Regions from separate parts of the Homo sapiens genome. Here regions 2, 3 and 4 are each linked to region 1. Evidence: chromatin loops called from intact Hi-C (ENCODE). Cell type or tissue: transverse colon. All regions are shown on one strand. Links, peaks and the distances in the headings refer to the core of each region. The heading gives the core; the rest is flanking DNA. Region 1 has its middle 9.1 kb from the start of FOXF1. Region 2 has its middle 120 kb from the start of LINC01082. Region 3 has its middle 17 kb from the start of LINC02135. Region 4 has its middle 39 kb from the start of LINC01082.

Region 1 (5,000 bases), core at 1-5,000:
TACATAGATGCACACATTTATATCATTTCCCGTAGTCCTTGCAGTCACTTTTGAGAGGCCTCCTATTTCACAGCCGAGGTTACTGAAATGCAGAGGAGTCAGTTTGCCCACCGTGCCCCTGTGGGCAGGGAGTGAAGCCGCGATTGCAGCGACAGCTGACCACAGGTTGAGCCATCAATCCCACTGTACCTTCCTTCGCTGGGGATTGTCCCCTACTTGCCACCTGAGGTAGGAAGAGGCAGACAAAGCCAGAGGTGTTTCCTGGAAGAGAAAAGCAGTGCCCTGTGGAACGGTGGGGGGCTTCTACCCGATCACACGGCGCACAGTGCAGAGGCGCGTTGGGGCCCAGGGCTGTTCCGACAGAAGCCAGCAGGAGTCCCTATCTTGCACGTACTGAACCCTTCAACTCTGATCCGCACATCACCACCCCGTGACCTGCGGCCAGCCCATCATGCGACAGCCCCACACAACCCTGGTCCTGTTGCTGGAAATAGCCCCATATTTGATTGCATTTGTAGATGGAGAAACTGGGGCATAGAGTATTGGCGGCTTGTTTCCTGGTGCATTGCAGAGCCGCAGGTTGGGGGGATCTGGGCGCCCCTCTTCTGTCCCCCTCTCCCGGCCACCCACCGCCCCAGCAAGTCCCCATGACTTTGCCAATGTCAGTGATCATCCCGTGTTTTTACCAGAGACCATCTGGGCACTTATTCAAGCAAGCAGAGACGCTTAGGGAACCCACACTCCCATTCCCGCGAACACGGCAGCACTTCTTCATGTGAATGGAACCTTTTCTTTTTGATGTCCATAAATCGCAGAGGTCGGAATGGAGCTGACGTGTGACCATGCGGTTTGCGCGTTTTGCACTCTGGATGGTTTGGAAGCAATGAGCTCAGGCCCTGAGTACTGAATTGTGAGCAAATTAAACATCCCTACCCACCTTGCAGGGTGAATTAGCTCACTTAAGCCTTAGAAGAGTCCCAGGAAGCGTGTACTACTGTTTCCCTTTTCCAGATAAGACAGATGTGGCTCAGAAGGGCTCTGTGACTCCCTGCGGTCTCATAGCAGAGTCGGCCACAGCGTCAAGCCCCTCCCTGCTGGGCGGGAGAAGGCTGTCCCCCGGAGAAACACCACGTGCTCATCTCTTGACCACAAGCAGGGCCTCAGGGGTCACGAAGCCACCGCAGCTTGTCGGAACAGAGAGACCATTTAATGGTCGAAGAGTGCCGTGCTGGAGCCAGGCACACCAGGGTTTGCACCGTGTCCTGGCTGTGTGGCCTCTAAGTGCTTGCCCTCTCTGTGCCTGGTTTATTCACTGTAAGCCTTTCACAGGTTATTATTTATTTAAGCCTCACAGCAATGCTATGGGAGCCCTACTCTTACCATCATCCCCACTGTAACGATGGGGAAGCCGAGGTGAGCAGAAGAGAGACACCTGTGCAGGCTCACGAAGTTGAGAAGAGAGGGAGTCGGGACTCGAACCCAGGCCCTGTGACTCCCGTGCTCTGACCCGCTACATCCCTTATCTGCTCCTCCTAGAACGGCGGGGTCCCTGAGGGTGCAGGGAGATGTCTCCTGTGGCCAACGGAGCACAGCTGCCTCACTCAGGAATGGGGTTGGAAGTCATTTTTACTTTCTTCGTTTCACTTTTCTAAAGTTTTTTTTTTTTTATTTGGAATAAGCCACGTCATTTGTGTAATTAGAAAAACACTGCATTAACTGACCCCCGACCAAATAAAATAAAATAAAAAGCCAGCTACGCCTTGACAAAGGTCAAAGGGTCTGAAATAGAGCAATCAGGTTCATTCCTCGCATCCGCGGCTGCCCATCCTGGGGAAGATCAATTTTCCTGATGGGACGGATTTTAAGGGCCCAATAGCATCTGCACGAAGTGGACAGCAGGTGGCGCTGCCGCCGTGTAGAGAAACAGCCGAGCGGGAAATCCCCAGGGTGGGTCAGAGGCTGCCCCGCAGGAAGGACCCTGGTGTCCTGGGTCCTCTTGTTTCCCAAGAGGTTTCCTGACCCTGAGCTCTCTCCCTGGGGCGGGCATCGCAGCGAAGGCCCCTGGGAAGTGAGCCGGGACAGCTGCCCTCCTGTCCCTCCTGTCCTCATGACCTACATTTGCTGTGGCCTCGCCCAGCCTCCCCTGGCTGCCTCCCCTTGCCCTGCCCACTTTGCTGGCCCACCTCCCGCACCTGGACAGAGGCGGCGCAGTCCTCTCTGCTCAGTCAGGCTGGCGACCCTGCCGAGGAGTCACAGCAGAAAGCCAGGGTTGGCCAGTGCTTCCTGCCTCACAGAAACGCCATGCACTAATAGATCACAGCCTGTTTGGGGGGAAGTGTCCGGAACGGAAATGTTGCTCTCCTCTTCCAGGGACATTTGCAGACTCAGCACGCTTCCCCGTGGCCCAGACCCCAGACCTGCCGGGGAACACGGGGTGGGGGGAACCCGGCGTCCGTGCCTGCTCCCTGGAGTGCTGGCGGCAGTTTCCATAAAATGCCTGCGGCGGCTGGTCACAGCACTACAGCACTCTCAAGGGCCCTGCGTGTGGCACTGCTCCTCCCTAGGCTGCCACCCCACAGGCATAGAACATTGTCCAAAATAAGTCAGAGAGGATGCCTGCACCTGGTCCCAGCGACCCTCCGCCCCTGCTCTGCCAGGCTTCCTCTTGGTTGTGTCCCCAGCAAACATCCTGCACTGTGGGATGGGAGAAAGACCACCATAGGGACCATGTAGACACTGCATCTGGGCAGCTTTCTCCCTCTGCTAAGGACATTTGTGGTCATCCTGCCCTTGCTGTCGTTGTTGCTTCAGAGTGTCCACATGACCCCAGGTGTCCTGATGCTGGAAGCAGCTGGATGGTACTGCAGGACATGGCCCTGTGTATTCAGCTGCTGGGTAGTGCATGGCCTGGGCATCTACTCCAATGGGGACCGCACACCTTCCCACCTCAATGCCAGTTGCTGTGCGACCACCACACCCTTGCTCCCTTGCCACTGGGCTGGGACAACACGGCACTGGGCGGTCCGTCTGTGACAACAGGTGTGCATCAACATGTCCGTCGCAAATCTAGTCTAGTGCAGTGGTGGACACGTAGCCAGGGCCCCGTGTGGAGCGGATAGTTCCACGACGGTTCCCCTCTGTCCATCTGTCATTTCATGCTGACAATGTTTTATTTTAAGAGTTTAATTGAGCAATGAACAGTTTGCAAATTGGACAGCCTTCCAGCCAGAATCAGCTCAGAGACCCCCAACTCCCACGATGTTTTATGCTTGCAGACAGCAGGCGTTCCTCTGCCCCTGCGCACCCCCAAAGCACACGAAGACAGAATTGTCAAAGGCCTGGGATTCCTCTCGGCCCCACAACAAGTCAGCGTCCCTTCATGGATGGATGCGACCCCGTCCCTTGTTGTCCCACCCTGCTGGCCACATGGCCCAGGACACTGCCCCTGGGCTCAGCTGCAGAAGACGCCGGAAAAGGGCCTTCCTCCTTAACACAGAGCCCAGAACTCTGACGTACTGGTGCCCAGAAGTTTCCATAGAGTGTGGAGGTGGCCACAGTGCTGTGCAGGCAGCCGCGTCTGAGCACCCACTTTCATCTGAAGTTTTTCTCAGCTGGTCTAAGGGGACCCCAGGAAGCAAAGGAAGCTTCCATGGCAGGCCATGGTGGAACCCGTGAATCACACTTGGAACCCTGAGAGGGGGTAAAGGTCAGGGTCTGAGCTGCGCTGGCTGCTAGGCCAGCTCCCGCCCCACCTGCAAGCGCCCTCCTAGCTCAGCTGGAAGGTAAGAGGGGGTCTGAGAGCATGTGTTTGGAGACCCCGACTCTCTGTGGTCCTGCCCATTGCCAGCTCTCCTCTGGAGGCCGGAAGCCAGCAGAGGCTAGATCATGGATCCCACGTCAACTTTCCTTTTACCACTAGGCCCTGTGGATGGAGGCAAACGGGTGTCCAGGAGCCTTGCGGTGTAGTGGCAAGTGACACAGGATTCAGGGTCAGAAAGTACTGGGTCTGAGTCCAAATTCCACATCTTACCGATCATGTCGGGAGCAGTCAGTGACCCTCCCTGAGCTCAGGTTCTGCCCCCGAAACAAGCAGAGTAACAAGGACAGAGCTGGGGCAGGAGCAAGCGAGGGTGAGCTGGGGTGGACTGGGATGCCCATGTGGGAAGAAGGCCTGCCCCGGCCCGGCGTTCACATGGTATGCCTGCAAATGTGGCCGTGGTGCTTGTTTGCCTGGCCTCCAAGTTCTCTCAACCAGCTGCTGCTACAGACACGTGGGCCTGATCCAGCAGGCGGGCAGGAGGGGGCAGCAGAGGCCGCTCAGAGCAGCCTTGACCAGCGTGGGAGAACAGACCCAAACTAGCGCTCACCCAGGACCACCCAGCTTATCCTTGAACACCGTGGACTGCTGGGTCTCCCCTCCAGAGATTCTAACCAATAGCTGTCAGGGACCCCTCGAATCTGCTGTTTAAACTGACACCCCAAATATTTCTGATGAGGCTGGACTCTGATAGTTACCATCAGAGGTGAAGCCACTGGGCTCAGGGGGCTTCTGATCTCCCACTTCCCCATGGGGTCATCCGCAGGACTCGGATGCCTAGGAGGGGTCAGTGAGGTTGGGGGAGATTCTGGTGGCTGGTGTATGTTGGCATCCCAAGCCCTAACCCACTGTGAAAAGTCTCTCTCCAGCTATGTGAGCCATCTTCCTTATCCCTGGGAAGGGAGGGAAAGTCTGTGAAGATGGGAATTTAGCTGTCCCCACACTGGGATCAGAAGTCCCTGAGCAGAGGGCCTCGTAAAATATGGATATTTGTACCTCTTATGGTTCCCACACCCCCCACGAGACACACACACCACCACCACTCCACACTGGCCCCACTAAATGTCGCGGCGAGAAAAGCCAGGTCTGACTTGGCCACTCCTGTCTGGGTACCAAGGAACCAGGCCACCCCTTTACTCCTTAGAAGCATCTGCCTCATTAACCACGGCCCCCAAAAGCTCCA
Region 2 (5,780 bases), core at 781-5,780, 440 kb after region 1:
CAACAGAGAACCAAGGTCACCTCCTGAGCACAGTAAATTTAGAGCCACTTCTCAGAATTCTGCATCTCAGGGGGCAGAGGCTTGGCCTGAAACCCTGCAGAAGCCAGCCGTGCTGTGTGACCACGGGCAAGAGGCTTAAACCCTCTGTGCCTTTGCTTCCTCTCTGAAAAACGGAGATAATAATGGCACCTGTCATCAGTATAAATAAAATAACATATACTCATATAATTTAATAATATAATTAAGCAAGGATAATGGTAACCACAGTGTTTGTGGCAAGGATTTGATCAGTTCCCGTGTGTAGAGCTCGCGAAACATGGCCTGGCACACAGCAAGGGACCTCGGCATGGTTATTAATATTTTTATTATTATTATTAGGCAGAAGGTGGAATGGTAGAAAGATCATAAGCTTTGAAGACTGAGAAATCTACTGGCTCAGTTACTTACTGTGTGGCCTTAGGAGAGCCACTGAGCCTCTCTGAACCTCAGTTCCCCAGCACAAAATGGTTGTTGTTGTGGCCAGATGAAATAGTGCAGTGTTTCCAGAAGTTCACGGCAGTGATCCTTGGGTGGTCACAGGAGATGACTGGTCAATGCGCAAACTTGGTATTTTCACCATTAATGTATTTATTTTAACATTTATTAGAAAAATGTGTAACAAAAGTATCAAACCCATCATTTCGGGGAATTATGATGATTGGGGCTGAGTTTCCTTTAATATAAAGCAACTCCAGTTAAAGAAAAGTATTAGTGAAATGGTACAGGGGGAGAAAAGGCAGGGCAGGAACAGGGAAGGCGGTGCATGGAGGAAGTTAGGCTGGTGCCCCGTCCAGAGCCACCTGTGCTCCTGCGGCTGGGTCTGCACTGCTGCTTCTCAGCCTGCACTGGTGGAATTGCTAAGACCCCCAATCAGAAGCCTGGAGTATGGGGGAACCTTCTAGCAATGACTGGTATCTCTGCGGGTGAAGGTGTCAGCTGTCCTGTCCACGGTGAGGTGATTCTGCAATGATGTCAGGTGCCCATGCGGCAGCCCGGCCATTTATCAATCACCTGTATTAGGTAACCCTTTATTGCCTGCCTCCCTGCCTCGTCAGTTTCCTGCAGCCGCTGTTACAGGTTACCACAAACTTTGTGACTTAAAGCCACATAAACTTACTATCCAACAATTCTGAAAGTCAGAAGTCCTAAATTCAAGCTGTGGGCAGAGCTGGTTCCTCTTGGGGGGCTCTGGGGAACCCATTTCCTGGCCTTTTCCAGCTTCTAGATGCTGCCTGCACTCCTTGGCCCCGGCCCCTCCCTCCACCTGCAAAGTCAGCAGTGCAGCCTCTTCCCAGGTTTCTCCCTCTTCCGCCTTCTAAGGGCCCCGTATCTGCAGGCTCTGAACTCACAGATTCAACCAACTACAGATCGAAAATATTTGGAAAAAAAAATGAATGATTCCATCTGTGCTGAACATGTGCAGACTCTTCTTCCTTGTCATTATTCCCTAAACAACACAGTAAAGCAGCGACTTACATAGCATGCACATTGTATTAGGAATTATAAGTAATCCAGAGATGATTTAAAGTATACAGGAGGCAGTGCGTATGTTGTATGCGAATGCTCTGCCGTTTTATATGAAGGACCTGAGCATCTGTAGATTTTGCTATCCACGGGAGTCCTGGAGCCAACGGCCCTTGGATACCAAGGGATGACTGTAACTACACTGGGCCCATTCGAATACTCCAGGATAATTTCCACCATGTTAAATCTGTAGCTAATCATATCCACGAGGTCCCTTTTCCCACATGAGGCCACTTATTCCTAGGTTCCAGGGATTAGGACCGTGAACATCATTGGGGACCATTACTTTGTAGACCACAGGCTTCCAGGAGGCACCCCTCACCCCGAACCAGTAAGCAACCTGCACCCAAGTCCTTGTCTCAGCTGTTTGTGGGGGACCCCAGCTCACCCCTGAGATCATGCAGTTCATCACTGTACACTCTTCCTACGCTCTCAGGGGCCCACGCGAGGCTTTTGTAATGAATTTGACGTCACTCTGGTGTGATTCTCGGTTAAATCCACCATCTGCCAGTGTGGTCCTTGGCTTTTGTGTTTCAGCTGGCTGCTGACATATCAAGTTTTGTCTCAAAGTTAACTCTGCCAGCCTGTTTCCTTAAAACAAAGACCCCAAATAAGACAGCGTTGGCCGCTTTTCCCCAGACTTCCCAGAGCGCCTCTGTATCCAGCAGCTGCAATCCCAAAACCACTGGCAATCGGCACATAGTTAGGAGAGAACGGACATCATGCCCGGCCAAGCCGCTGAGGCCACAAGAAATGGGGGTCACTGGCATGAGAGGGGAACATTGCTCCCTCAGTTCATGAACTTGAAGTGGAGTTTGGCTGCTCCGGGGGTCAAATACCAGCTCTTCTACTTTCTATTAGGTTGGTGCAAAAGTAATTGCGGTGTTTGCCCTTACTTTTTTTTTTTTTTTTTTTTTTTTTAGATGGAGTCTCACTCTGTCACCCAGGCTATAGTGCAGTGGTGCCATCTGGGCTCACTGCAACCTCCATCTCCTGGGTTCAAGCAATTCTCCTGTCTCAGCCTCCCGAGTAGCTGAGATTACAGGGGCACGCCTTGACGCCCGGCAAATTTTTGTATTTTAAGTAGAGACGGGGTTTCACCATATTGGTCACGCTGGTCTCGAACTCTTGACCTCAGATGATCCACCCGCCTTGGCCTCCCAAAGTGCTGGGATTACAGGCGTAAGCCACCGTGCCCGGCCTGCCCTTACTGTTAATGGCAAACACCGCAATTACTTTTGCGGCAACCTAATAGCTAAGTGAGACTGGGAAGCTTGTTTAGTTGCTGTAAGCCTCTATTTTCCACTTCTGTGAAATGGGATGATGACATTTACCTACCTACAGGGGTGATGTTCAAAATATCTAACAACCCATGTCGAGCAGACATCAGCCGATCCAAACACCCCAGACATAAACAACCAATATGGCAGGCCCAGCCCTGAGAGCTGGAAACCAGCCTCACCCACTCCAGAGAAGAACTCTCGTAAAACTCATAAAACACAGCACGCCTTCAAGCAGTGGTGGCTGTGATGAACGGTCATTATTCCACCGAACGTCATCAGGTTATATCATGGGGCTAAGGCACAAGTCCGTTGGCTGGATTCAAACTGGGTCTTTTGAAAAGCAAGTTCAAATAATTGCACGGAAAGCAAGCATCGTTGATTAGACGCCGGGGTGACGCAGCAGAAGCCAAGGCTTGGCTGGAGGAAAAGGCAGGACTGGGCTTGGCCACAGCTCGGCCAAGTCTGGACTTTATCTTGGAAATCAGAACACGCCTCACTTTGGGCTCACTCTCATTGCTCAGTTTGAGCATGGGATCTTGGCATCTGCTCGTTCAGACAGTGGACCACGTCAAGATGAGTCTCCAATGCCAAAGTCCTCGGGAGGTCAGGAGGCCGCCAGCACCCAGGCAACTGCCGCTGTGCTCTGGGAAGGGAAGGCAGAGGGCAGTCAAGTCTGCTGGCCGGTTTGGAAGCTCAGGAAGAGGTAGGGACAGGATGACCTGGAGCCCAGAGAGGCCAGCTGCAGCATCTGTCCCAAATGAAGCCAAAGTCCAGCTGTCCCGCTACCTATTAGGGGACACAAATTCTGGAAAGGCCCAGCCTGGCTTTGGAAACCAAATGTGGATGATTTCTATGCTCTGAGTCACTTTTGGTAAAGAGCGTTCATGGACCACGTGCCACACAACGAATTCTCATTTCCCATTTTATTCCCTCCAGGTTCTCATCTGGTCTCGGGCCTGCAAGAAAGTGGGATGGGACGTGGAAAAGGACACGTCCTCAGCCTCGGGGTCCTGACAGAGAAACGGAACAGAGGAAAATAATGGGTGGGACAGAGACCCGGTGCTGCCCCGGACTGGCGTCCCAGAGCCCATCTACCAGAGAGGACCTTCCTCCAGGCAGCCCCAGAAGACGGGTAGAAATTCAAAGCTAATCCTATAGCTTCTGTCCACAGAGAACTCAACCACACATCCACACACAGTCACAAAACAAGAACAACGGAGCACTTAGGGCCAAGCCCTTTACATATATTATCTCATCCAATCCTCACAGTAATCCCGCAGTGTCAGTGCTATGTGTCATTCCCATTTTACAGATGAGGAAGCTAAGCCCAGAGAGGTTAAGTAACTTGCCTAAGGGCACACAGCCAATGAGTGGTGGAGCCTGGATTCGCCCTATGGTCTGCAAGATGCTGACAGCATGGATAAACTTCAATGCGCACAGTGGACAGACTTGCCGTGTGTCTTCTTGACACACACCCAATGGAGCCACCAGTGGCATTGACCCAAGGAAACAAAGAATGCAGCCACCATAGGTGAAGTCATCTGCTGAAAGGCAGAAAGAGATCATTTTTCTGAAAGGAGAACCTGAAACCAGGGCCAAGCCCTCTGATCACGGGTGGCTGCTACTTTGGGGCAGGATGGATTTAAGCTGGAACGAAATAGCCCCCCTCAGACCCAGCCCAGCCTCATGTTGGAGCTAAGCAGAGCCCAAAAACAAAATCTTGTGTTGTGCCTGTGGCTCATGCCTGTAATCCCAGCACTTTGAGAGGCCCAGGCAGGCTGAAAGCTTGAGGTCAGGAGTTCAAGAGCAGCTTGGCCAACATGGTGAAACCCCGTCTCTACCAAAAAATACAAAAATTAAGCCGGGTGTGGTGGCCTGAGCCTGTAGTCCCAGCTATACTTGGGAGGCTGAGGTGGGAGAATCGCTTGAACCCAGGAGTGGAGGTTACAGTGAGCCGACATCGTGCCACTGCACTCCACCCTAGGCAACAGAGTGAGACCCTGGCTCAAAAACAACAAACAAAAACCTTGTACTTTCACTCCCAGCCCAAGTGGATGCTGGCAGGGATCTGCCTACAAAGACCATTCCAGGATCTGGACATATTAGCACCCAGGTAACTTCCAACTGCTGGGGTTGGCATCTCTATGCCTGAGAGCTTTACAATATACTGAGTTGAATGGTGTCCCCTCAAAATCTATGCCAACTCAGGACCTCAGAATGTAACCTTATTTAGAAATAGAGTCTTTGTAGATGTAATTTGCTAAGATCATACTGATTCATGGATGGACCAACTCAATGTATGTAGACATAGTAACTCAACTCACAAGAGACTGATGTATATACTGGGACACATATGTAGTAGGGGCTCTGCCTTTCCAGGAACTGGAGTTGTCCCAGCTCCCGGGCACCTTTCTGGTGGGCTGACAGATATAAGGCAGCTGGGTGAACATGGACCTACCCCACCAATCAAAATCTTGATGATCCTACAGCCTAAATACTGAATGTGTCCCCCTTCTCCCATCCCCACCAAGGGCAGGGACTGGCTCTGTGTCATCTGCAGCTGCATTTCCAGGGCTGGCACCACGTAGCTGTATACATTCAGGTAATGCCAACTGCTACACCAAGACGACACACGGCAAGTGTACCCACTGTGCACGCTGAGGTTTATCCATGTTCTCAGCATCTCACAGACCATGGGGCGACTCCAGGCTCCACCACTCGCTGGCTGTGTGCCCTTGGGCAAGTTACTTAACCTCTCTGGGCTTCAGCTTCCTCATCCGTAACATGGGAATGCTGCATAGCACTGACGTTGTAGGATTACTGTGAGGATTGAATGAGATAATGTATGTAAAGGGTTTGGCCCTAAGTGCTCTGTTGTTCTTGTTTTGTGACTGTGTGTGGGTGTGTGGTTGAGTTCTCTGTGGACAGAAGCTA
Region 3 (8,306 bases), core at 1,526-6,525, 220 kb after region 1:
TCGAAAGCAAACTCAAAATTTGGAACCCTCATACATTGCCAGTAAGGTTATAAAATGGTACAGACTCTTTGGGAAACATTTGGGCAGTTATTCGAAATGTTAAACCTAGAGTGACCCTATGACTCAGCAATTTTACTCCTAGGTATTTACGTAAGAGAAACGAAGACACATGCCCATACAAAAACATGGGCACAGACGTTCACAGCAGCCTTACTCATAATAGCCAAGAGATGGAGACAATCCAAATGCCCATTGATTGATACGTAGATAAAAGGCAGTCTCTCCTTACAATGGAGTATTGTGCAACCGTAAAAAAGGAATGAAGGGCTGATACATGCTGTGGCAGGATGAACTCTGGAAATATGGTGCTCAGTGAAACAGGCCAGACACAAAAGACCACAGGGTGTGTGATTCCATTTCTATGAAAAGTCCATAGAACAGGGAAATCCTTAGAGATAGAAAGTAGATGCGTGGTTGCCAGGGGTTGTGGAGGGAGGAGTGGAGGAGTGACTATTAGTGAGTACTGGCTTCCTTTCGAAGTGATAAAATGTTCTAAAATTGATTGTGGTGATGGGTTGTACAACTCTGGGAATGTACTAAAACCATCAAATTGTGCATTTTTTAATGGGTGGATTGTATGGTATGTGAATTACTTCTCAACAAAACTGTTGAGCAATCTCAAAGCCTCACCGGAACTTGACTGTGAGGCATCTGCTACCTGGCACTGTGTCAAAGATTGTGTGTACACGTGGTGATATTTTTAAATGTGTCCCTTGATCCTCGTCTCCATTTGTGATTCGAAGGGGATGTTTGGGATCATTCTCGAGTTCAGCCTTTTCCAAAGTAGGAATCCTTTTCCCAAACTGGATTTAACAGAGCCCCGTCAGTTTCTTCACTGCAGGACTTCTCAGAGCCTTTACTATGCCCAGGTGCACAAAGACTCTCCAAGATGAGGGAAGAGTGAGCAACATTCCCAAACTGATCTCTCCAGAGAAACTCCTTGACATTCCTTCAAGGGGCATCTGATGGGACTAGTGCTTTGTGAAACCCATCTTGAGAAAGTTTCTACCCCCCAATTTTTAACTGTCTCGTATATGTGAATGTGGATGGTTTCTCATTTGTTTGTTTGTTTGTTTGTTTTTTCTGTCTCTCTTCTGGACAACTCATTCAACGTATAATAGGAAATTGTAGCATAATTAGCCCCAAACTTTTAGTAATGCAAATGTGGTCATTATTTCACCCACTCTTCCTGAAGCCTTCAGGCACTGATCTTTATTTCGACCTTCTGTTTGCATCTCTGGATGTTCGGGTGAGAACTAACAAATAATCCTAATTAAGGCAGAGAATGTTCTTCGCATGTCAGCCCATGTGCTAAGTGGTTTACATGTCTTATTTCCTTTAATGTTCACAAGAGTTCCATGAGGCAGGTGCCCCATTGTGTAGATGAAGAAACTGAGGCTTTGGGGAGCTTGGTAAATTTTCCCACGTCACACACAAGTGTGTGGTGAGCCAGTGTGCCGCCCACAGAGCCTGAACACTAAAATGCAACATTACATTCGAAAGGAATGAAGAAACAAATGAACAGCTCAAGACCACAAGTATCAGAGGACATGCTGCACTAATGTTTTTATGGAGAGTAAAAGGAACCATGTCATTCCTAATTCCATCAAATAGCTTATAATACATCAAACCACATGGAATAAACATGTGTAACTATTTTAGTTCTTGACAGGCTGAAGCAATACTCCTTTTGGAATTCTTCTGAGGGTGCTAAACATATGCTTGTGGCAGATTTGCAAAACTCATAAAATTACCTAAAAGTTTCACTTTTTTGTAACTCTTGCCTTGGTGATATGCTCGAAGTCTCAGGTTTCAGGAAGAATTTTATAGTTTCTCAACTTCTGCAAAAACAAAAGTTTTCTCTGTTAAATGTTAACATTCAGTGCTCAAAAAAAAAAGTGTTTTATGATCTTCCCAGAGTTATGGACTAAAGGAATCCAGGGATGCTTTTGGAGCTGGTCACAGAGGGTCCCCAGTAATTAAACCCTGGGTCCTGGAGATCTCAAAAGGCCTCCATAAGGGGTCAAGGGTTGAGAACCCCTGAAATTTTGTGTGGACTCTGGGAACAGACTCTTCTAGACAGGCTCCATGGCTTCCTGTCATCTTGTTCTCAGTGGAGCTCATGATTCATAAACACCTAAGAACAGGGGCCCCAATTCCTTCCTCCCTTGAGGGGTGACTTGGCTTGCCACCTTCACACAAGGACATCGTCCTAGAGTCAGCTCCGGGCCCACCTCGCTTCTCCCAAGGCAAAGGTCTAGGTGCTCCCCTCCCCTGGTCTTCATCAGGTCAATGTTTGGAATCCGCCAGGAAGTAGGTACTTGGGTTAACAAAAAATGTCTAATGGTTTTTGACCTAACTTCAGGAAATCACAAATAACCATTCCAGATCAGACCAGCGATTCCATTTTCCCCCACTGGGAAAGGAAGTTCGTACACTTTAAAACATTTTTTATAATGGGAGAATAGTGGAGGAAACTATGGCACATCCACAGGTCGGTGTATTAGGCAATCATCAAAATGATGTTTATAAGGAAACTTTAATGACTTGGCAAAGTATTTATGACATATTGACAGGTGAGAACAGCACAATATAAATTCCTGATACTGGTTTTATAAAGGATGCATTGTAGAAAACACACAGACACACACACACATATCTACATACACACACAAATTTACACATATACATACAAACATACACACATACACTCCCCACATATACACATACATATACACACACCCACATATGCACATGCATACACACGTACATACATACACACACATAAACACATATCTGCACACACATACACGTGTACACACCCACATATACACACATATACACATGTACACACCTATATACACTTATTTACACACAAATACACACACATATATATGCATATATACACATATATATACATACACACACACACACATATATATATTTTAAAACAGGTTGAAATCTACTGCAATGTTAACCAAGGTTAATTCTGAGTGGTGAAATTTCATGTCACTGTTATTTTTCTTTTCATTGTCTCCTACATTTTCCCCAAAGAAAGTGTATTATGTTCCTAACAGAAACCAAAGCATTCTAAAAAAACACTGTCTCTCTAAAAGAAAAGAGTGTTGAATGAGGGTAGAAAGAGAAAATGAGTAGTGATCCTGTTTTCAGTTAGAAAGGTTTCAAAACCATCTTTAAAAAGTTAAATCCAAGTCTTCAAGTTTTATTCATGCTCTTGAAAAATAGCAGATACCATTACATGTGCTTATTTATTTCACATTTAAGATCCAAGTGGAGAAATCGGATTATAGTTTCCTTGTCTGCCGTAAACTATGTGGATGGTTTCGTTTCAGACGGTTATAGGGTGAGTTCTGAATGCTTCTCAGTTTAACTTTTATCCCCATTTTCTCCTCTGTGTAACTCGGTGTGAAAGTCCGGGGGATGGAGATCCGTATCCGATTTGTGGCAGGGCCCACAAGGAGAGAGGAGTACCCCATGCAGGCGAATCGCCTCGTTTTGTCTGCAGAGCCAAGAGAGGCTGAAGTTGGCTGCAGGACAGTTTTCAGCGTCCGAGGATGGGGTGGCCGGTCAGGCAGACCTGCCCCGCAGGATGTTCCCGGGAGCAAGCAGTGAGCCCGCCCGCCCCCACGCTCCCTGCCCGGGCGCCCAGCGTGGAGGCTCCCCTGGTCTCCCCACACGGCCGGGGCCTCGCCCCAGCCCCAGCGCAGCCCCTCACCAGCTCCCAGAAACCGGTGAGTTTGGGTTGCAGGCCCCGCAGGGTCAGTGCCAAGGCCCGGCGCAGACTTCGTGGAGCTCACGCAAGGGCCCTGGGCCTGCGGCTGCAGTAAACAGACTCCCCTTAAAGGTCACCTCTTCAGGCTCCAGCTCTGCGGCCAGAGGAAGCTGCAATCATTTTTCAGGGCTGTAAATGCCAAAAGAAAACGCAGCGAGTCCCAGCTTTCCTCCATGCCCCTGGTCAGCCAAGCGCCTCGTCACAAGGCATTTCCTTGCCAAGTCAAGCTTCTTTTTTCCGCCTGAACCCGGAATAGACCTCGAGTAACCTTTGCTCAAGGGTCTTGGGGTGCAAGCTTTTAAATTTAGTTTGCAAGCTGCGGTGGCTCCCAGCCAGCAGTCCCCAGCCCCAGAGGAAGCCCATGCAGCACCTTCATCCTCCCTTGCACGCTGGACTCATGATGAGAAAGATTCGGACCACAGGGCAGGTTCTTTACATTAAAAGGCATCGTTGTGTCCCCCCCGCCCCGCCCCCCTTTTTTTCTTTTGGTTGAGTTTTGTGTGTTTTGCTTTGAAACCTAACGAAAGATTTCATTTCTGTGGCCTAACCTTCCACAGGTGAGAAGCAGCCCATAGCTTGTTACCTGTTTATCCGAAGGACAGATCGGTGCTCAAGAAAGGTAAGTTGTACAGAAAGGGAGGGTGAGATGAAATTTAAGGATTAATTTGAGGGAAGCTGAGAAGCCTCCTGTCCAAATCACAGACATCCATCTCATGAATAAATGAACCCACTTAAAAAAATTCATGTGTTCATCATAGAGTCCAGCTATTTAAATTATTGGGCTGATTCATACTAAAGTGTGAATGACTGATGCCAGAGCCTTTCTTCCAGAGCCCTGAGGATGGGACACTCCGAAAATGATGTTTTCAAGTGGCAGGACATTAGGATAGGAGGGCCGAGTGGGGTCATTGCAAATTGGGCCTCTGACTTGCCTAAGGGCATTTCTGCACCTAGAAAATCTAATCTCTGAAACCAGACCCAGTTGGAAAAAATAGAGGTGAATGCTTTGAACTAATCTGAGACCTCTATCAATTAAGGTAGGCTTTTTTTTTTTTTTTTTGGCCTGGTAATCTGTGAGCCATAAGCACATGGGCCGGTGACACCCGAGTCTACTGGAACATCTTCGAGGCCAGGCCTTCTTGCCTTCTGGTAGCTGCAGAGACTAGCACAGATCTCACACAAAGCCCAGACCCCATGGGTGTCTGATAGTTGCTCTGTATCCTTGGGCAGCTGAAGATAAAGTGCCTGAAGGATAGGAAGTCTTTAAAGAAATCTGTACTTTGAGAAATTATTTTATTTTTGTTAGATCTCTCACCAGCTTAAAGTTTCCTCTGTGAGCCTTTCAAGTGGTGCACGGTTTCCTCACATTCAATTATTTGTTCTGCTCCTTTAAAGCTGTGTGACCCTTGGCAAGTTACTTAACCTCTCTGCATCTCGCGACCCTGATGGAACAAAGAAGGAAATAGCGATACATGTTTTCAGCACTGTTTGAGGCTGGAGACACTGTTCAGCAAAGGGCTTCCCGTCGTTCCTGGCCCAGCATGGTTATTCCATATGTACTGGCTTTTATAGGTTAATAAATTAGAGCTGGGAACACAGTGGACCATCTCAGGCAGCGATGAGCTCCCGTGGATGGGAGTGTTCAAACAGACCAGAGGCAAGGCCAGGTCTTTGGAGAGAAACAGTTGAGATGATCCAAGTATGTGGATGGTGGGTGGATGGAGGTTTGGGAGTGGGGTTGGATCTGTTGACCATTAAAGCTCTTGCAGCATGAGGATCTAATTTTAAGTAGCTGGGCTAGTTCACAGGTGCATAAATGCCTGATAAATATGTGCAATGTAATTTTTTAAAGACCAAAGAGCAACAATGAGATGCTACTTTCTACTGCTGGAAGTAGCTAAGTGAAAGAATTGGGCACTTGGTATGATGCAGGGCTGAGAACTGGGACCCAGTGTAGATTGTTTGTGTGAGGAAAATTGGCACTTCCTTGCTTGTAGTTTGCTCAGATGGTCACTGTACGTGTGAATGCCCCATGCTCCAGTTACCCCAACTCTAGGCGTCGATCCCAAGGAAATATTTACACAAATGTGCAAAACATGTTCATTGTGGTGGTGTTTATAACATATCATAGCAAAAAAAAAGAAAAAAAAAAGAAAAAGTCTAAATGCCACACCTGGAGAATGCTATACAACTATTTATAGATGATGTAAATCTGTATTTATTGACATGGAGACACATCCGTGCCATATTGTGGCATCAAAAAGAAAAGCAGGTCAACAGCAGCATGGGAAATCTGATTCCATTTTTGAAACATACGCATGAATCTCTCTGGATATAATTTGCATAGACAGAGGTTTAATGAAACGTTACCAGCATATTATTTTGGAGTGATGAGGTTTTGGGTGACCATTCCTTTTTTCTTTACGCTCTGATGATTTTTTGGAAAATTTTCATAAGAACTTGTTATGAGATTTTTAAAAGACTGTATGCCTCTTAATTTTGAAAAAATAAAATAACTAGCTGAGCCCTGCAGAAACTCTCCAGTTAACACGTCAAGGCCTGATCCACCTAATAAGATGACATTCCAGGACAGAGAACTTTCAATTACATCAGAAGACAGTTGACAGATGGCAGAGCCCGCCAGCCTATCTCGGCTGATAGGATGATAACCCCTTGAGCCTGGCTGGCTTCGGACCACAGGGCTGGCTGCAGACCCCACAATCGCAGCTACTTGCAGAAGTAAACAGGAAGCAGAGCCAGTGCTGAGAGCTGGCGGAGGACGTGCCCTCCTGGGCTCAGAGCAGGAGACTGGCCTCTTGCTCCACATGGACTGAAATTCCCAGGAAACAGGCTGCAGGCATGGACGCTGGACGTTGTGGGAGCGTGAGTGGTGAGCTGGGCCCCTAAGCCCCCATTGAGGGGGAGGGACAGGCAGCTGGAGGGGAGCACAGACAGAGACCGAGCGACTGGCAGAGACGGAGGGAAGGAGGAGGTTGGACCCACCATTGCAGGGTCCTTTTTCAGGAAGTAATCATCAGAATTAAAACTACGGAGTTACTTTCCTCACGGCCTCACTCAGGGCCACCGCTGAGCTGATCAATTGACAAACACAGACCTACCTTCCTTTGGAGGAAGCCACAACTCCCCCGCCGGGATTTGTCAGCGTTTGTGACTTTGTCAAGTCATCCCATCTGGCTGCACTCAGCCTGGACGTCGGGGAAACAAAATCCTATTTGCTGTACTTAGCACATGGGGTTTTAAAGGAGATGAACATGGATGTAAAATCACTTAAAAATATAAAATGTTGCCCCAATACCTATTACATTTATATTAATATATACATATATATTTTGTATACATATGTATACAATAATATACATATATATTACTTTAAGTAAATTAAATTCCAGATTACTTCGAGTTAAAAAAAAAAAACTCTTAAGAAATGTTCTAGCCAAAAAGGTACTCTGTAAAAAACTCACAGAAAGTACCCTATTCATAAGGTTTATTTCAGTCTTCATTCTTTTGTTGTTGCATTCATAAATTCACGATTATTTGTGGAGCTCCTCCTAAGTTCCCCCGCTGTGTCCTAGCACAGAGGATGTTGCCGTACACAAAAGATCAAATCCCTGCCTGCACAGGGTCACATTCCACAAGGAACAACGGCCATGAACGATACATTCGTAGATGTGGTCCCACAGAGCCCGCGGCAGCCAATGATTAGGTCGGTGCAAAAGTAATTGAGGTTTTGCAATCACTTTTCATTTAAATATTTCGTGAATGATCAATTCTGAGCAAGTGACGATTACAGGTCATCACTATCCCAGGAGAGAAGGAGGAATAAAGGCTTGAGAATACATGACATTGAAAACCAAAATCCTGAAGTGATGCTGTAATGTTGAGTTTCTGAGTCCACGCAACACTGTCACGGACTCACAGATGGACACCCAATCATCTGCGGTGCCCAGGGCATGGGTGCGAGGTGTCCCACGCAGAAGAGAACAGCCCAGCCCAAGCCACACGCAGCATATTTTCTAAGCTGGTATTTGTCCACATGAACAGCTCCAGAAGCTATTTTGTGGCAAAAGATACAAAAACTTCTGCAAATTCCAAAAACACCTTAAAACAAGATTTATTAGAACGGATTTTTTAAATTATCAGGAGTTTTTACACACTATTGTTTGTGCAATAAATATTTTTAAATGAGTTTAAATCGAGGGCTTAGAAAATAAACATTCTCCCTAAAATGATGACAAGAATAGCTGATGTTAAAGCCACGAAAACATCAACATATTACAAAAATATCTTAAAATAAGATGGAAGTTTTTAGTTTTCTTTTTCTTTTTATTGTTTTCATGTCTGCTGGGCTATTTTGTGTGCAATAAATATTTTTAAATAATTTTAAATCAAACACTCCAGAATAGCAGCTCTCCCTGTAATGGCAATAATGACC
Region 4 (8,306 bases), core at 1,498-6,497, 360 kb after region 1:
CCAGGTGAAAGAAGAAAATGTGGGCCCCCAAGAAAACCATCTGCAGAGCCCAGCAAGGGAGGAAGGCTCTAAGCCAGACAAGAACAGAGGCATCCTGGCCAAGGTTCTCCCTGCCTCCTCAGCCAGGAGTAACTGGACTTTAATACTGAGGCCCACTGCATAGTCTCAATCATGGCCAGGGGTAATTGGGATTGTTAGCTTTACAGAAAAGAGGATACAATGTTACACTATATTATGCACTTAGTCAAGTCATTTCAGCTTTGCAAGTCAGTTTGTTCTGCTGTAAAACAGAAGGACCTAATTCCAGAATCACCTACTTCTTAAGTTGCAGCTAGGTAACAACCTGTGCTTTTCCCAAGAAAGGAAGTAATTGCCCCAAGGCTGAGGGGAGAGGAATCTTTCAGTTTTGCTCTCAGTCTTTTGTAAATTTTTTTTTTTTTTTTTTTTTGAGACAGAGTCTTGCTCTGTCGCCCAGGCTGGAGTGCAGTGGTGCGATCTTGGCTCACTGCAAACTCCGCCTCCTGGGTTCACGCCATTCTCCTGCCTCAGCCTCCCGAGAGGCTGGGACTACAGGTGCCCGCCACCACGCCCGGCTAATATTTTGTATTTTTGGTAGAGACAGCATTTCACCATGTTAGCCAGGATGGTCTCAATCTCTTGACCTCGTGATCCGCCCGCCTCAGCCTCCCATAGTGCTGGGATTACAGGCGTGAGCCACTGCACCCAGCCAGTCTTTTGTAACTTAAGGGGCCATCTTTACAAATTTGTCTTGACCGTCACATCCTCGATTCTGGTGGGCAGATCAAGTAGTTAACCCCCTTGCTGAATGTTGCTAAAAGAGGATGATTGTCTGACTCAAGTTTCTGCTCAATAGGTTTAAGTAAAGCTGCAAAGCACAGCACAGCTGTGCACACCCCCAACTCTGTTCATCCAGAGACCTGAAGATAGAAGGTGCAGTAATGACAGGGAAAGCCACAGAGGCCTGTGTTGGGCCAAGGGGTCCCTCATTCAACAGGTGAATAGATAAATAAACTGTGCTATGTTCACACAATGAAATACTATACTGCACACAAAAAGAATAAACTAGTAATACCTGGCTGAATGTTGAGTGGAAGAAACCAGGAACATGAGAATATATCCTGCATGTTTCCATTTATGTGAAGTACAGAATAGTGGTTATCTCTGAGAAGTTGAGCCTTGACTGGAGAGGAACCCCAGAGAGCCTCTTTTGGGTGCTAGAAATATCCATAGCTTGAGCTAGGTGGCTATATGGGTATAGGCAGATATCCAGTTCATTGACCTGTATGTTTCAGATTTGGTCACTTCATTACAAGTAGGTAATTCTTCAACTAAAAATAATAAAAGATGCTTCTTGGCCAGGCGCAGTGGCTCATGCCTGTAATCCCAACCCTTTGGGAGGCCAAGGTGCGCGGATCACAAGGTCAAGAGATTGAGACCATCCTGGCCAAGATGGTGAAACCCCGTTTCTACTAAAAATACAAAAATTAGCCGAGCCTGGTGGTGCGTGCCTGTAGTCCCAGCTACTCGGGAAGCTGAGGCAGGAGAATCGCTTGAATACGGGAGGCGTAGGTTGCAGTGAGCCGAGATTGGGCCACTGCACTCCAGCCTGGGGACAGAGCGAGAGTCCGTCTCAAAAAAAAAAAAAAAAAAAAAAAAGGTGCTTCTTCCCTGTTCCACTGCCTTTAGTGGCTCCCGTCACCTTCAGGAGAAAGGCCATGTTCTTTAGTGTGGCACAAAGGCTCTTGTTCATGACTTCCAGTCCTCTGCCATCCTCAACATTCTCATTCTGTAAATACCAAACTCCTCAACATCCCAGACAAGCTGTGCCCATTGTGTCTGTGTGTCTTCACATGCTCGTCCTTCTGCCTGGAGTTAATCTCCCTTCTCTTTTCTGCCCTGGGAATTCTCTGGCATCCTCAGGGCTCAGTTTGACGGTCACCTCCTCCTTGAAGCCCCCCCTGATCTTCCAGGGAGGAGAAGTCACTCCTCCCATGTGCGCCCACAGGTCTTCACACACCTGTATTTGCTGTATTAGTTTTCTGGGGTAGCCATAACAAATTACCACAAAACAAGAGTGGTGGCTTAAAGCAAGAGAAGTTTATTCTCTCACAGTTCAGGAGGCCAGAAGTTCAAAATCAAGAAGTCAGCAGTAGCCTGCTCCCTCTGGAGGCAACAGAGGAGAAACCCACGTCATTCTCTTCCGGTATTCAGCTTCCGGTATTCATTCAGCTTCCGGTATTCATTCAGCTTCCGGTATTCAGCTTCCCGTATTCAGCTCCCGGTATTGGAGTATTCCTTGGTGTTCCTTAGCATTCCTTGACTTGCAGACATCTTCCCAGTCTCCCTTCCATCTTCACATGGGCTTCTCAGCTGTGTGGTCCCTGTATGTCCTGTCTCTTTATTAGGCCACCCTCAGTGAATTTAGAATTCACTCTAACAAAGTATGATCTCACGTTGATCCTTAACGCATGACATCTGCAAAGATCTATTTCCACGTAAGGTTTCATCTTGAGCTTCTGGTGGATATGAATTTGGGGAGACACTCTTCAGCCCAGTACAAACCTCTTTCATCGCAATTTCCATTTGTGATTATTGTCCATCTGTTTCAGGTGACAGTGAGTGGCCTCCCTGAGAGCAGGACTGTGCCATCCTCATGCTGTGTCCCCAGTGACTAGCTCAGTCCTCCGCAGACAGGAAGCTCCAAGCAAACGTCTAGTAAATAAGTGAATGAATGAGTGATCAGAATGCACTCTTCTTTGTTGGTGCCATCCCTTAAGCCCTTCTAAGTGTGACTTGTTTTGACTCAATGGCAAGTCCATTGACTTAAATACCTTGACCAGTTCTCTCATCCTAAAGTGTCTGGGAGTGTACAAAAGCAAAAAGAGAACACCAAGTTGCTTAGTGGCTCTTCTGTTTGTTTTACTTTAGTTGGGTCCCAGAAACTCGAAAAGCCAACAGCCAGGGTGATTTAGCAAGTCCTGGGAACTTCAAGCCTCTGCCACTGAGCAGTATGATAGGAAATGACCAAATCTGTGCTTTTCTGTGTGGGTGGAGAAAGCCTGCTGTGAACATTTTCCAGGAGGGGAGAAGCTGGGGGACTTTTTATGAGTGTTTGTTCCAGCTGTTGGTTGGTGATTTGGTTCCTGGAGCAGCTGGAAGCAGGCAGCAAAGGCCTCAGAATTCCAACCTGCTTTGAAATTACCAAGAAATTATGTGGCCTACAAATTGGGTAATCCCTGTAAAACCCAGTCCCATTAGTAGGAATACCCCACCTGTGTTCCTAGGGAATCCAGCTTGCACATACTCTCAAGGTCTCTGGGTTTTTCCTGGGAGCCTGCAGGATGTTAATCCGGGGTCGCCAGCCAGGCCTCTTGTGTTTACCGGTGACTCCGGTCACCTCACTGATGCCAATTTCCTGCCCAAAGCCTGTCTCCCGGCAAGCTAAGAAGCCCTTGGACAAAAACAAGAAGATTCTTCTTCCTCTGGCCTCATGTGTCCTCCAGCATTCCGGGCTCTGTCCATCTTGTTAGTCCCCAGCATGTGGTCCCACCTCCTGGATGAAGGTGGTTTCTGGGGAAAGAGAGGAAGTGGCAGGGAGGCAATTTCCTTAGAAGCAAGAGACACAGCAGCTGTGTAGCTGTTTCCGTTCACGTCCTAAAGGTGTGAATTTGCTCACATGGCCATACCTGGCTTCAAGGGAGGCTGTAGGTGGATGACCAGAGACCTGATTAGAACTTGGGGGGACTTTATTAAACAAATAAAGAGGGAGAGAAAGGTACTAGGAGGCAGCTAGCTCTGGTCTACAGCAGACCTGCCTGCCTAGCAGTGGGCTTTTGTGAAGACTGGACACATGCTCACTGAGTGAGGACAGGAAGCACCCACTGCAATCTTGAACTCCTGCCTCTGTCTGGCTCTTGGAAGGGGAGGAGAACATCTGTGTCCAGTTCCCTTGTAGGAGCTACCAAAGAAATGTTCAAAATTAGGTCAGAGCAGGTGACCTTATGCACTGTTGGAGGGTTACAGTTTGCAATGAACTATTCAATTTGGAAAGAGGTATCAAAAATTTTAAATGTAGAAATGATTTAATCTAACAATTAGATTTTGAAGAATTTATTCTATAATTATATTCCCACAAGAGGCAAAGATATATCTTTAAAAATGCTCAATGTAGCATTATTTGTAATAGCAAAATTCTAGAAATAAAGTGTCCACCAATAGGGAACTGTTTAATAAATTCTGGTATATTCATAGAGTGGAATACTATATACCCATCAAAAAGAATAAATCACATCAGTGAATGCTGATGTAGAGCAATCATCAATATATATATACATTTTTTTAATTAAGAAGCCAGATAAACAGGAGATGACATAGTATATTTCCATGCATCCATGGGTAAGCAGAGGGGGATAAGCTTGTTTGCACCCTTGTGGGCTGTTTATAAGGTCACACAACAAACTGACAACTACTGCTGGGCTCCAGGTGGAGACACAGAGACTGGGAGTGGGAGAGAACTCCTTCCACCATCTACTCTTTGTGTATGTCGATTTGAATACCCATGTGCATCCTTTACTAATTTTAATTTTAAAAACCAGACAAATAAATAAATAGGTAAGTAAGTAGGCTTTAAAGATTCCTGTGGGTGAAAGCTCACTGGTGGGTGGACTTATACTGTCACCCACTGGTCTCCACCAGAGCTTGCCCACAGCCTGGCCAGACCTTCACCAGGACTGACACTCAGCTCTGGAAATCATCTCAGGGATTCTCCTGTTTACGAAACCTGAATTCAGCAGCCACCCAGCAGAAACATCCCAGATCTTTTGGCCAGTTAGTTTCCCAGCAGGCGCTCTACTGCTACACGGTTTTAATTGCAGTGTTTACTGGGTCTCCACAGTCTAATTAGATCTGTTCTGTCCACAAAGCAGATATTTCAAAGACTTCCCAGGACAAAAGCCACCCTAGACAGTGGGATTCTACACTTGCAAAAAAACAACGTCAACAACAAAAACAAACCAAGAGACACAAAAACATCAAAAGTAAAGCAGCAAAATGTGTGTATTTGGAATTATAGGCACCAAGGTGCTCATGTGACTTGGTTTCAACTGGTAGGATAGTATTGTCTGTTTTCTCCTTTTCTCTGACTATGTGTAGTTTTTAATTTTTCTGAAGTGAACCAAAAAAACAAAGAAGTTTGTTTTTTAACTGCTTTGTTGAGATACAATGTAATACCTTATAACTGATTTATTTAAAGAGTACAATTCAATGATTTTTAGTATATTCAGAGATAATGTGCAACCATCACCATCATTGATTTTAAAACATTTCATCAGCTCAAAAGAAACCCTGTGTCTCTAGCAATCACCATCAATTTCCCCCAAATTCTAGGCAACCACAAATCTACTTTCAGTGTCTAGGCATTTGCCTGTTCTGGACATTTCATATCACTGGAGTCAAGCAATGTGTGGTCTCTGTGTCTGGCTTCCTTCAAGAAGCATCATGTTTTCAAAGTTCATACATGTGTCAGAACTTCATTCCTTTTTATCACTGCACAATATTCCCTTAAATTAAATATTCCATTTTTTTATTTAAAAATTTTTTAATTTGAGACAGAGTTTCACACTGTTACCCAAGCTGGAGTGCAGTGGTATGATCTCTGCTCACTGCAGCCTCGAGTCTCGGGCTCAAGGTTTCCCCCCACCTCCGCCTCCCAAGTAGCTGGGACTACAGGTGCATACCACCATGCCTGTCTAATTTTTGTGTTTTTTGCAGAGACAGAGTCCCACTCTGTTGCCCAGGCTGGCTTCAAACATATGGCCTCAACTAATCCTCCTGCCTCAGCCTCCCAAAGTGCTGGGATTACAGGTGTGAGCCTAATTTCAAAATTTTAACAGCTACCATAAAAGCAGCAATGAAATGTGATGTGACTGCCCAGCTGCTCTCAGCCTCTGGAAACATTGCACGACTGTTTCCCAGATCCTTTCTCTGCTTGTGGGGACCGAAGCCCATCTGGGACCCTCCCAGCCCTCCCCTCTTTATGAGGTTTTGGGGACAGAAGTTCACTTCTTAGCTTCCTGCTGTTTTTAGTCCAGGCAACTCAAGGGACCAGATGGGGAAATAATTCAGCTTGTAGAGAAAATATTTTTAACTAAAAATTGGACATTTAGAGGTCTTTCTCTCCACTGGACCTGCCCCATGCTGTAGCTGCCAATCTGCATGAAGGAAGGAGGGGGATAAACATGAGCCCAATGCAATCATTGGTTTGTTCAGCAGTGATTGTAACTGCAGTTGGGGAACGTTAGGAGAATTGAAAGAGCAAAATCGTGTGCCAGGGCCAAATGGAAGAAGAGCTTGCTAAGCCTTAGCTCCCCTTTTTCTCTTTGAACTCCTGTGCTATTTGTTATCCAAGGAACACCTAGGAACTCAAGAACACTAAGGAAAATTCTGGGCAAAACATATCCAGTCCTCAACTTTACTATGGGTATCAGGAAGGCAAGAACCAAGCTTTCCTCATCTCTGTAGAGCAGACCTGGTACATCAATTGGAACATGCTGAATGAACACAACAATGAATGAATGTGGAAACACCTGGAGGGTAGAGACTAGGCTGTCATCTCTCTGACCCCAAGGCCTTGCACACAGTAGGTGCTCCACTGGTTCTAGTTCATAACTTGACAATAACACCATGATCATTTCTCTTCAAGAGCTTTGAACTTTTCCCCTCTTAGTTGGATTTTTTTTCTAAAACCCTTTACTTTTTAAAGGATAGTGTGGTAATACAAGCCAACCCTGAACTATCTGTTTAATCTTCTTTCCCCTAAATATTAGCTCAGTGGGAAAAGGAGTCTAACCTCTCTGTATATTTTTCTCTGTGTATACTTTTGGCCAGAAGGCTGGAAAAACCAGGACTAAAGCACGGTGCTTAGAGATTCTGAGAAAAGATGGGGAGCAAAGGCCGGCCAGAGGCAGGAAGAGGGGTGTCAGGAGGGCAAGAACAGATGGGACCCATCTCCCCTGGAAGGGCTGTGTCTGAGGGTTTGCTCGTCTTATGTGTGAGCAATTCTCCATGACAAGCCACTTGCACCTCTGCGACCCGACCCGAGGGGAGGACAGTTTCCAGCTGTCGCCAGTGCTCAGACCCACCTGAGCCCGCTGGGAGTGCCCTTCACAGAGCTCAGAAAACGCACAGCGGGCACCTTTGTGGTGCGCCCCTGCTCACAGTGCCATGTGGGCGCCAAGTGAGGCTGGGTGGTAGTGATGGTTGTACAACCCGCTCAATTTACTAAAAGTCGATGAATGGCACATTTAGCCTGGCTGGGTTTTATAGCCTATAAATTATAGCTCAACAAAGCTGTTAAAAAATAAAACATGCTCTTTGGAAAAATTATATATACATATATACAAATATATATGTGTGTCTGGACACATACACGTACACACATATGCATGTCATATCTATATAGACAAATATATACATACATATATGGGTATGCAATTGAGGTTATAAAGAAGAAAGGCCCTTTCTAATGGAAGAGTCCCAGGTTGCCAGGCAGGGGACCTGATGAGTGGGCAGGGCCCTCTTCCCTCTCTGGACCACGTCTGTGAAGCTCTCCCTTTCTCTCTAGAATCATTTCTCAGCGCGGCAGCCAGGGTAACCTTTTGAAAACATCAGCCCTCTGGTCCAAAACCCTACAATGGCTTCCCTCTGTCTGCGTAGAAGCCGAAGCGCTTACGATGATCTTTACCAATCCTTACAAGGCTCTGGACTACAGCTTTCTGTGATGATGAAGTGTTCTAGACCTGGGCTAGCAGCCACCAGCCACTGGTGACTCTCGAGCACCTGCAATCCAGCTGGTTGATGGAGGAGCCGATTTTTAGCTTGACTTTCTTTTGATTAAACTGAAACGTAAGGAGCCGCAGGAGGCTCCTGGCTACCGAATCGCCCAGCGCAGCCCCAGACCACCTGCCCCTTCCCACCGCACTCCACCACTACTTCAACCTCCTCTCCCACTATCTACCCCTACTGCTGCTTTTTTCGGCCCCAGGCACAGTCCTGCCCCAGGGCCTTGGCATCAGCTGTCCCCTTGGCCTGAAGCACCCTTTCCTAGGCACACACCTGGCTTGCTCACTCCCATCCTTCAGGTCTTTGCCCAGCGTCACCTTCTCCCTGAGGCCTACTTTGGCCCCTGTCTGAAGCCACTCCCTTCCCCGTTCTGTGTCCTGTGTCCCAGCACAGCTCACCGGGTTCACTGGCCAGCTGTCCGGGAACCACTCTCTGTCTCCTGCCTC

What was found. Hi-C counts contacts between places; a loop is a spot of excess contacts. Peaks named below come from ENCODE experiments on the same cell type or tissue, not always from the same donor. Only the 100,000 strongest peaks of a DNase experiment are listed, where the experiment ranks them.
Region 2: it touches region 1 in a loop (8-fold over the local background); 98 of 110 quality-filtered maps call a loop at or near these places.
Region 3: a loop joins it to region 1, with 5 times the contacts of the local background. A loop is called at or near these places in 6 of 110 quality-filtered maps.
Region 4: it touches region 1 in a loop (5-fold over the local background); 5 of 110 quality-filtered maps call a loop at or near these places.

The regions. Positions count from the first base shown.
Region 1 is chr16:86,517,165-86,522,164 of GRCh38, reverse strand. No RefSeq gene overlaps it. Among named protein-coding and RNA genes, the nearest start is that of FOXF1, 9.1 kb to the right of the region's middle. RefSeq lists an enhancer at 1-402. In transverse colon, for the core only: CTCF peaks have their summits at 1,707, 1,911 (motif pointing right) and 4,317 (motif pointing right); a DNase peak (open chromatin) is centred at 4,264; H3K4me3 peaks cover 1,290 bases; H3K27ac peaks cover 3,253 bases; H3K27me3 peaks cover 2,620 bases.
Region 2 is chr16:86,075,854-86,081,633 of GRCh38, reverse strand. No RefSeq gene overlaps it. Among named protein-coding and RNA genes, the nearest start is that of LINC01082, 120 kb to the left of the region's middle. In transverse colon, for the core only: no CTCF peak of the experiment used is centred there; a DNase peak (open chromatin) is centred at 3,323; H3K27ac peaks cover 1,860 bases; H3K27me3 peaks cover 667 bases.
Region 3 is chr16:86,299,609-86,307,914 of GRCh38, reverse strand. No RefSeq gene overlaps it. Among named protein-coding and RNA genes, the nearest start is that of LINC02135, 17 kb to the right of the region's middle. RefSeq lists enhancers at 1-574, 6,195-6,746 and a silencer at 6,598-6,892. In transverse colon, for the core only: no CTCF peak of the experiment used is centred there; a DNase peak (open chromatin) is centred at 3,973; H3K4me3 peaks cover 746 bases; H3K27ac peaks cover 5,000 bases; H3K27me3 peaks cover 180 bases.
Region 4 is chr16:86,152,822-86,161,127 of GRCh38, reverse strand. No RefSeq gene overlaps it. Among named protein-coding and RNA genes, the nearest start is that of LINC01082, 39 kb to the left of the region's middle. In transverse colon, for the core only: no CTCF peak of the experiment used is centred there; no DNase peak of the experiment used is centred there; H3K27ac peaks cover 4,540 bases; H3K27me3 peaks cover 455 bases.